Linked DNA regions of Homo sapiens: region 2 is linked to region 1. A link is a contact called in ENCODE Hi-C or POLR2A ChIA-PET data. All regions are on one chromosome and are shown on one strand. Each heading gives the region's core, a stretch centred on a gene start or an enhancer-like site at or near the end of the contact. The rest is flanking DNA. Distances are from core to core; before and after follow the strand shown.

Evidence for each region. A loop is a pair of places that touch in the nucleus more often than their neighbours do. ChIA-PET counts read pairs that join two places held with the same protein, here RNA polymerase II (POLR2A). Pooled maps may share reads with other maps.
Region 2: a loop to region 1 is called in a map of HepG2, with 4 times the contacts of the local background. The contact joins two enhancer-like sites. A Hi-C loop is called at or near these places in 3 of 168 maps with a recorded cell type or tissue (HepG2, heart left ventricle and heart right ventricle) and 3 of 50 pooled maps. POLR2A ChIA-PET finds 5 or more read pairs at or near these places in 1 of 52 experiments (AG04450).

The regions. Positions count from the first base shown.
Region 1 is chr1:162,611,664-162,617,044 of GRCh38, reverse strand. No RefSeq gene overlaps it. Among named protein-coding and RNA genes, the nearest start is that of DDR2, 18 kb to the left of the region's middle. Within about 2 kb of position 3,229, at least 12 of the 41 ENCODE cell types and tissues checked have a DNase peak (open chromatin) inside an H3K27ac peak, as active enhancers do; they include heart right ventricle, where a contact is called at or near this core.
Region 2 is chr1:162,729,830-162,735,210 of GRCh38, reverse strand. All of the region lies in intron 3 of DDR2 (discoidin domain receptor tyrosine kinase 2), which reads right to left. Among named protein-coding and RNA genes, the nearest start is that of HSD17B7, 58 kb to the left of the region's middle. Within about 2 kb of position 2,315, at least 16 of the 41 ENCODE cell types and tissues checked have a DNase peak (open chromatin) inside an H3K27ac peak, as active enhancers do; they include heart right ventricle, where a contact is called at or near this core.

The DNA of each region.
Region 1 (5,381 bases), core at 1,980-4,479:
ATTATAAATGGTGGTCTGTGGGATACCATCAAGCATACCAACATATGTATAATGGGAGTCCTGGAAGAAGAGAGAAAATAGGGCAGGAAGAATGCATAAGAAAATAATGCCCAAGAAAATTTGATATTTAATTAAAAATATTATTCTTCACATCCAAGAAGCTCAATGAACTCCAAGTAGAATAAATTTAAAAGATCTAAACCTAGAGCCATTATAGTCAAATTATTAAATGCCCAAAACTAAAAGATAATTTTGAAAGCATCATGAGAACAATGATCCCAGCTGCTCAGAAGGCTGAGGCAGGAGAATTGCTTGAACCAGGGAGGTGGAGGTTGTAGAGAGCCAAGATTGCCCCATTCCACTCCAGTTTGGGCAACAAGAGCGAAACTCCTAAAAAAAAAAAAAAAAAAAAAAAACCATGCATGATAAAATGATAAAGGATATCCTCAATAACACTAAATACTGACTCCTCATCAGATACCATGGAGGTCAGAAGGCAGTGGTATAACATATTCAAGGTGCTGAAAGAAAAAGAATGTCAATTGAGAATTCCATGTCAGCAAAACTATCCTTCATAATGAAGAAGAAATTAAGATATTACCAGAGTTCTTAAAACTGAAATAATTAATTGCTAATCCCAGCTACTCAGGAGGCTGAGGCAGGAGAATCGCTTGAACCTGGGAGGCGGAGGTTGCAGTGAGCCAAGATCATACCATTGCACTCTAGCCTGGGTGACAGAGCGAGACTCCATCTCAAAAAAAAAAAAAAAAAAAAAAAAAGGTACTGGGTTAGTAAGGGCAGCAAATGGTTGAGATGAAACAAGACTGGCAATAAATTGATCATTATCGAGGTTGGGTGAGTGATACATAATGTATGTAGGTTTATTACACTATTTTATCTTCTTTTGCATGTGCTTTAAATTTTCCATAATAAAAACATTTACATTAATTAGTTAATATCAGAAGAATCTATCAGAAAAAGAAGGGGGGCTATCAGAGTACACACTCTCTGTTAGGAATATCATTGTGAAATTTCATGTCTCCCAAGATACAGAAAAGATTCTTAAGCCTTCCAGAGAAGGAAAAAATAGTTTACCTACAAATAGGAATCAGACTAGCATCAGGCTTTTCATGAACAATAATGGATGCTTGGAGCCAATGAAGCAAGACCATTAAACTCCTAAAGAAAAATTCTCCTAAACTTAAAAGTATCTACCCTGTCAAAATATCTATCAAATATGAGAATAAAGTTTCCAAGAACTCAGGAAATTTGGTTTTCATTCTCCCTTTGTGGGACATTGTTTGAGGATGATTGAAGCAAATGAAGAATAAACAAAAAAGAGGCAAATGTGATTTCAAGAAGAAAAAATGTATTAAAGTCCAAGCAATAAGTAGAACTGGCAGGGAAATGACAGAAAAGATATGTTTCTTCTGTCAACAAGAAAGACATAAACAAAAGTAACTGTGTAAAGCACAAAAAATGTTCATCTTCACAACTAAACAAAAATACATGTTTAAATTCTTATTTAAATCTTTTTGTCTATCAAATTATTACACAAGTGTTTATAATATCTGGTGAAGTTAAGATTTGGTGAAATAAAAAATTGTGTATTGTTGGTGGGGTAGGAAGAATAATGGCCCCCAGAGTTATCCATGTCCTAATCCCCAGAACCTGAGAATATGTTACCTTGCATGGCAATAGGGACTCTGCTGATGGGATTAAGCGTAAGGCCCCTAAAATAGGAAGATTATCGTTGGTTATCTGAGTGGTCCTGTCTAATCCCATGAGCCCTTAAAAACGTAGAACCTTTCCCGCTGGGTCAGAGAGATACAACAACCAAAAGCAACAGAATGAGTCTGAAAATGGCAGCATGAGAAGGATTCAATACCCTATTACTGGTTCTGAGATGTAGGCGCCATCTGCAAGGACCAGAGAGCGGCGTGGGGGAGCTACGGACAGCCCCAACTAACAGCCAACAAGGAAACAGGAGCCTCAGTCCCACAACCCCATGGAACTCCATGCTGCCACCTGAATCAGCGAAAAAAAAAAAAAACGGATTCTTCCTTCCCTAGAGCCTATGGGAAGAAACTCAGCCCTGACAACAACCTGATTTTAGCCTGATGGGACCTGTACCAGACTTCTGACCTGCAAAAATATAAGATAATTAAGTTTGTGTAGTTTAAACCACTAAGTTTGTGGTAATTTGTTATGGCAGCAATAAAAAAAAACTAAGACAACTGGCAAAAGTATAAATTAGTAAAATTCCCTAGCAATGCAAAAAAAAACAGTAATCAGAGCTTTAAGAATATTTATATTCTTTGACCAAATAATTCTATGTCTGGGAATCCATACTCAGGAAATACTTATAAATATGGAAAGCCTCTTATTAAAAAATATTTGTCACAGCATTATTTATATTATCAAAAAGCTGGAAGAAAAAAATTAATGTTCAACACTAAGTAAAAGGTTAACAAATCCACCTGAATAAACATGATTCAGCAAATAAAAAGTAGACTTATAAATATTAATTACACAATATGAGGAAATGTTTTTGCTATACTGTTAACTATTTAAACACTTTTTTTTTTTTTTTTTGAGACAGAGTTTCGCTTTTGTTGCCCAGGCTGGAGTGCAATGGCGCGATCTCAGCTCACCGCAACCTCCGCCTCCCGGGTTCAAGTGATTCTCCTGCCTCAGCCTCCCGAGTAGCTGGGATTACAGGCATGTGCCACCACCCCGGCTAATTTTGTATTTTTAGTAGAGACGGGGTTTCTCCATGTTGGTCAGGCTGGTCTTGAACTGCCGACCTCAGGTGATCTGCCCCCCTCTGCCTCCCAAAGTGCTGGGATTACAGGCGTGAGCCACCGCGCCCGGCTATTTATGCACTCTTTAAGGTACATAGAAAAGAAATACCTAAGAGAAAAATACACAGAAACAATAGCAGCTGCATTCGAAAAGAGGTCATTTTAAATATGCTATTTCTCTGCATTTCCAAGTTTCTATTAATGAACCTGGGTGCCCTTCATCTGCTGGTAGGACACAGAGGATCGAGGTATGGATGATGTCAGCATTTCTCAGACGGTCAAGCAGGTGGGCTTTTACTCAACCCTGTGTAACTTGGACCTGGGCTAAACATTCTCCTAAGGCTGAGGCGCTAATACCTGAGCATTTGAAAATACTGCCCTCTACTGCACAGAAATAGCCTTGCGGGAAAGGCTACAAAAAACAGTTAAACATGCCCAGCCGGGACAAGGCCCCCAGGAAGGCAGCCGACTCACAGAAACTAGCCTATAATACACTCAGAAAATAAGTGAAAAATCAAGCTATAAAACCCGGCTTAAGCAAATACATTCTGCTCCATGGCTTCAGATATTAGCTCATCATTACCCTCAACTTATGCTTATGCAAGCCCCCCTGACAGCAGGGCAGATTAGGGTAGGACAGGCAGTGGGGCTGAGGGCTGCTGCCACATTCCAGAGGATTCCAGACAGCTCCAGAAACAAGACCCTGGAGTATCATTTTTGGAAGCCCAACCAAATTTGGTTACGAGGATAGAAGAGTGAGACAAAAATAGCTTGCTACTAATAAACGTTAACCAAAGAGTACTATGGGCCTTTAATTTGATCACTATTTGGATATTCTTGTCTCTGATTAAGAATACGCCAATAAGCAAAGCAGTTAGTCTTACAACTTTGTTATGCAGGGGTAGGGCTCTCAACTTCCACCTGCAACCCAAGACAGGAACCGTAGGTTGTGGTTTTCTGCTTCTCACCCCCTGGAAGCAAGTTATCAAGAGCACCATTTCATTGCCCAACAGCTCTGTAAATGGGACCGGATAGAATTTAGTGTCCTCAGGCCCTTTGCTCTACTGAGGCTGTCTGAGCAGTGCCAAATTCAGCCTGCCAAATGCACTGCCCTTCAGTATGTTACGAGAATATAATAAAGGGAAGGGAAAGAATGTGAGAAAAACTTTTCCACTGAAACAATTACACTCACCTAAGTATAGCCCAACTCTACTTTCAAATGTTGATTCATTATTCCCAGAACTGCTCTTTGCCATCCCCTGCAAACACAACCCCCCCATATACAAACACACACATACAAACATACACTTTCCTATAAATAAAGAGGAAATATACCCTAAGTCCAAGAACAATAATTGGCTTTGGGCTGGTGTTGCATAAGCTTATTGTGATTCTTCTTAATTCGCACTAGCTTGAGCATGACCCTGGCGACAGCCATCTGGCCCTGATCACCATCTGGCACTCTCTCTCTTTGTGCTTTTGACCCTTCCTCCTCGGATACCACAGGCTGAGCCGTCTCATACCAATGGGCCCTTTTCCCAAACTGCTAATTGTGAAATTCACTAAAAATATTTGCTCTCTCTTCATTCATAGTTATTTTCCATTGCTCCTCAATTCTGATAGCTTAAAAATTATAAACCCAACTATTTTATACCTTTACTCTTTCAAAAGCCATGGTTGGTATGTATAGCATTTTTCAGAATGTTGTTGGGATTAGAAGGTGTGGTGGGTAGCAGCATAGCATAGTATTAATTGCAACAATGGTAGTATTTTGCCATTACTTTCAATGGCAAAAACCACAATTACTTTTGCACCAGCCTAATAATTCAAAGCAGGGATCTCAGAGCCAGACAGACCTGGATTTTAATCCTCACTCACCATCCGCTAGTTATGAAGTCTTGAATAAGTTATTTAAACTCTCTCTTTAATCAATTAATTATTTTAAAATATATTTTCAAACTTCAAAATGCATATACTTTTTTCTTTTTAATTGAGGCATAACATTAAAAACAAATTTTAAGTGTTCAGCCTAATTTTTAGAAATGTATCTGTTGCCACAGCTGATAAAAATACAGATATATCCAGCACTCAGGAGGCTCCCTTGTGGTTCTCCCTCAATAGATACCCCTTCCATAGAACTTGACTCTTCTAGCCTTTTCCATCATAGATTAGTTTTGCCAATTCTTGATCATATATATGGAATAATGAAATGGATACTCTTTTGTGCCTGGCTTTTCTTCCAATATTATTGCTAGGCAAGATGCAAATTTTTTTTTCAAGATGGAGTCTCACTCTTACCCAGGCTGGAGTGCAGTGCCGCAATCTCTGCTCACTGCAACCTCCACTTCCCAGGTTCAAGTGATTCTCCTGCCTCAGCCTCTCGAGTAGCTGGAATTACAGGCATGCACCACCATGCCTGGCTAATTTTTTTGTATTTTTAGTAAAGATGGGGTTTCGCCATGTTGGCCAGACTGGTCTCGAACTCCTGACCTCAGGTAATCCACCAGCCTCGGCCTCCCAAAGTGCTGGGATTACAGGCGTGAACCACCGCACCTGGCTGCCAAATTTATATTTAAC
Region 2 (5,381 bases), core at 1,066-3,565, 120 kb before region 1:
GGCTCTCCCTGAGTCAACCTCTGCCTGGAGACCAAAATAGAATTCTTGGAGAGGAAGAGTCCAGGAATGATAGGTAAGATGTTACTCTCAACAGGCGGCAGTCAAGGAATGAGAAGTAAGCTTGGCCTTTGAGAACCATCCAGTCCATTAGCAAGTTCTACAAATCCTACCTCCTGCAGTTGAGTCCAGCTGTTTCTCTCCTCTATTCTTCCCATGCAGTGCGCAACCTCCATGACCTCCCATCTGAGCCACTATAATGCCTTCTAGCTCTTCTTCGTTGTTCCTCTATCATCCCTTCTCCACACAATAGCCCAAATTAGCTTCCTAAAACTTTATTCTGTCATGAACCTTCTAACAGGTTTTCATTCTTCTTAAGAAAATGTGACCCTTGAGGTCCACACGATTGGGTCTCAGCCTACTCTCTGGCCTCATCTCTGGCTATTCCCTGTTCTTTGCTCTCTACCAAGCACGCTGACCTTATTTCAGTTCCTGAATGCACAAAGTATCTTCCAGCCTCAAGGTCTCTGTGCATGATGCTCCCTTTACCTGGGATGTGCATCCTCCCTCCTTCACTCACTAGCTCCTGCTCATCCTTCAGCTGTCAGCCAGTCACTCCCCCAAGGAATTCCCCCAAGTCCCCAGCTAAGTTAGGAATTTCTATTATATGCTCTTATAACAAACTGGTTTTCGTTCATAACAGTTTTTAGACTTGTAATGTAAATAATTGTTTAATTTTGGTCTGCCCACTAAACAGCATGTGTTATGAGGGCAAGGATCATATCTATCTTCCTCTGTTGTATCTCCAATTTCTAGTAGGATGTCTGGCATTAACCAAGTGCTCAATAAACGTCTATTGAAAAGTGATAAAGGAAGTGTTTTCTGTTGTTCATCACTTTACAAGGCTTAAAAACAAAGTCCTGGGAGTTTGGTCAAGGGTAGCCTTGGCTAATGGTGTTTTAGCAGACAGGAGATACAGGAAACTTCCTTGTAAGTCTGAGTCATGACATATTTTATTGCAACCTATCTTTACCTGCATGTATTGAGTTCACAAATGTATTTCTTTTACAAATGTGTATGTATTTATTTAATAAATAAGTTTTTGCTGTGTATCGGGTGTTCTTCTGAAGATACAGTAGTAAGCAAGACAGATAAAATAATTTGTCTCATGGATCTTACATTCCGGTAGGGGAGACAGAAAAAAGAAAATAGATTTTTCATAATCAAATAGGCACAATTTGATTATGTATTTGACAGTAGCTATTACTGGCTCTTTCTATTCAGATAATGTGACGAAGCTATGGAAAATACTAAAACGTGGTATGGGATTAAAGTGATGATGGTGTGTAGGCGAGCTCTATTAAGTAACAAACTCCAACGGAGATTTTCTGTTACTCTTGTGCTTGGTTACCTCCTTGTTGAAATTGTGAGCAACTTTGAGAATAGTAATCATGTCAGATTCTTCCTTTTCCCCCTCAGTACCTGCCAACACACAGCACCCATGAGATGCTTAACACACGTTTGGCAAATAAATAAGTAGATGAAAAGGCAGAGAGGGCTACAAGTATTGCACACAATCTCCAGACAACGAAAGTTAGGATGGAGGTCTAGAAATTGTGACAAAGTAATATAAGGATGAGGATAGACAATTCAGAGATAAGAACTTAGTAAATCAGCAATAGTCACATTAAGAAAATAGGCAAAGTTTCTCAGTGACTCAGTATGCCCAAGGGCCTTAGAGAAAAGGCACAGGAAAATGGACAAGATGATCTTGGATGACCTTTCTCATCCTACTGAATCTTTGGAACCAGGAAAAGCCCAGGGCAACCAACGTGGCACTTCTGAGCTGTACCAGTGTGGTTTTCCCATTGAATGTGCCTATTTTGGGTAAACTCCTTCTGTGGAAGGGATCTCAGCCAATAGTCAAGACTCAGAACTGCCAAGTTGGCCCAAGCCCTAAATGTCAGGTCTCCTTGCTTTCCCCCAGTTCCACTTCCTCGTTCATCAAATCCCACCAGTCTGTCTTTGTTCTATCATGAACTGTAAAGAAGCATGAAAAAGCTGGGAATGGCAAGGGAAGCAAGAGACCCTGCAGCAAAGAAGTGTCTCCTGGTTTTTCCTGCTGAGTTGTCTTAGCGGTTTTCTGATGCTTCCGCTACCCACCAATCTCCCGGACAGAGAAGCCAATTCACTTTTCCAGTTTCCCAGAGTGGAAAACTACCAGCACAGGCTGTGGCAGGCCCAGCAGGGAGCTCCAGCCCTCCAAGCTCTGGTAGGGCCTGGCAGGCAGGCTGAGGAGAAGCAGCTGCCACCAGTCCCCAGCTTCCCAAGAATTATTTTTCATACTATCCTGCCAAGGCTGAGAGCCTGAAAGGGCTGCTTGTTCCATAATGTTTACCATCTCACTACTAGCTCCAGACCACGGGCTCCCCGTCAATGAGTGTCCTATATGCAGCTTCCAGGAAAACACACACATGGCCCACATGAGGCCTGAGGTGCAGAGACCTGACACCTGGGCCTCTCTGGGCCCAGACAAGACTGACTGAGGGGCATTATTGGGGTCAGCGGTCTCAAGCCAGTCTACAATCTAAAGGGACATCTGCAATCATAAAACGTTGGAGCCCAGAAGCAAATTTAAGAAGCCAATCCCTCTAATGTCTCCGTGTTAAATATCAGAACCTCTGAGGCCCAGAAAGGTGAAGTGACTTACTCAAGTTCACACAGAGGGCTAGGGTAACCAGGACTGAAATTCAGGTCTCCTGATCCCTGGTTCTTCCTCCTCCAACCCTAGGCTACCATGGTCTAGTTCTTCCAGTTTCTGAAAGGACAAGGTAGTCCACTTAAAGAAACTGTCACTGAGGCCCTGCTTCCCACAAGCTTCACAGAGCAGGCTGTTTCAGACTGGTCCTTTGTGCAGATAAATATTGACACAATGGGATTCCACAGGGGGGCCAAGAAAGATTATTTGGGTTTCTTTCTTCAGCCTACAGGGCTATTCTTTGGGTATAATGGTCACCCAGACCTCTTGCACAAGTTGAAATTCCCCTTAGGAATAGACCTTTAGGATTGCAGTTTTCCTGGAAGCCCAAAATACTTTCCAGAAACAATTCTTGCAGAGCCCCAGGAGAGCAGTCCCCAAGCTGTAGTGGGTTTCAGGATACTAACATAGGGATCAGATAATGAATTCTTCTTCCTGGTTAACAAAGACAGTGAAACTTTCATAGTAAATAGTATCTCCTTTCCCCAACAAGAAGGTAAGCTGAAGAGGAAACTGGGTAGCTATGCAGATCAGGAGTGAAGAAGAAAACTGAGGCCACGGTTTGGAATCATGGAAAGTTTATATTAAGACTTGGCTCTGCCACTTCTGAATTATGGGACCCCACTACCAGTTACCAAACCTCTATGAACTTCGGTTTCTTCATCTTTCATAATCCTGCCAAGCCAAGGTTAACATAATGTATACAAAGAAGTTAGCATACTTTATAGAATGTAATGGGGCTCAATAAATGATATCTAAGAGGAGAAGAGAGAACTATTTGTTTAAAATAGTACATTCACTCTTCCTTAAACAATTAAAAGGTTTTATGACCTTAGAAAGGTTACTTAAGCTTTCAGCCTCTCAATTTCATGGTAGTAATTGCACTTGTTTATAGGAATGCCATAAGGAATATATGAGTTAATTATGTCAAGCACTTAGAGCACTAATATTCAATAAAGTTAGGTATTATTTATTTTTAATTATTTTTACTTTGACTCACTCAGTAAAGTTTGGAGTCGGCTTCCAAAGTTGCATAAGATAAAAATAAATAAATAAATAAGTGAAGAAATTTGGATAAAGGAAAAAGAAAATAGGAACAATTAGATAAGCTAGAGCTAAGGTTAATACAGAAAGAGTATTACATTTGGTTCTATACCACTGGCTGATGATGGGTTTCAACTTTGGCTCTGAGCTTCCTAGAAGTCAAGTCAAAAAGTAAAACATGATTAGTTAACATGAATCACAGTGGCAATAAAGTATAAATTCACTTTTTATTAATATCTCTGTTTCTAGGTGGGATGGAGTAGTGTGCAGTAATTAGTGCTCCCTCTAAAAGTAACTGGAAGAGCTAAATAAAATTCATAAATCATCTACTTGAAGGAATCTGATTGTTTCTGAGGCAATGAGAATGCAGAGACCAAGACTTCAGAGAAGGGAGAATCTCAGAGAGGTGAGGGAACTTCTGTAGCCACTTTCAGCCATTTGCCCATTTGGAGCAGGGGCAGGAGGCCGACTCCGGGTTTGGCACTAGCAGACGGTCTCTACGGGACAAAATTAGCAGAGTTTTTGAGGGAGACCTGGTATCCCTCGAGCATGCAGTGTATCTCACTCAGCACATGTGCCAAATGCTGGGGCTGTGTGGAGGGGGAATGTAAGGAGAAGCCCTCTGAAGAGCTGAGCTGATTTTTTGAGAGTCGGACAGGACACAGATTAGAGTTCAGGACCTGGTGAGGAAAGAGAGCACGTGGGAGTTTTTAAGAAGCACTGGAAGACCAAGAATTCAGGCTTACATCCTACCAGCTACCCAGAATGAAGACACTCTGCTCTGCTTTCGAGGTGGATTTGTCCTATGGGCAAGCCCAGGGCTCCTCCCATGCCAATACATTTCTCAAGTTAGCAATACCTGTACATAGACAGTACACATCATTGCATACTTCCTATCTTTAATATAGGTTACAGTAGCCAAAAGATTGAATCTGACTTCCTCCCTTGAAATGCCAATCATAAGATATTTACATATATTTGAATTAAATTTAACCACATTTTCCTTTATGTATAACAATCAAAATGCTCCGCTTGTAGCCTAAACGAAGACCTTAGGCATTTAGGAACAAGCATGAAGGCCTCACCCTCCCCTGCAGTCCCGGGCTGCTCTACCTCTGCAAGGAGATGGGCTCTCCCAGTTCTCTAACACTAGAAGGCTGGACCTGGTGCTGCACTTTGGTAGCTTCAGCTGAAATGGCCTCGGTTCATTATCTTCCTTCTAATTTACTCACACCATACTCAGCATCTCATCATTTAAAGGGATGATATTCCTATGGGTTCCTTCCCAGCTTCCCAACATCTTTCTGAGATCAAGTCTCACATGGCATCATTTAGATTTTTTTTTTTTTTTTTGCAAAAAAAAAAAAAAAAGCCAGGCATGGTGGCTTACGCCGTAATCCCAGCACTTTGGGAGGCCAAGGTGGGTGGATCACCTGAGGTCGGGAGTTCGAGACCAGCCTGACCAACATGGAGAAACCTCGTCCCTACTAAAAATACAAAATTAGCCAGGCGTGGTGGTGCATGCCTGTAATCCCAGCTACTCGAGAGGCTGAGGCAGGAAAATCTCTAGAACCTGGGAGGC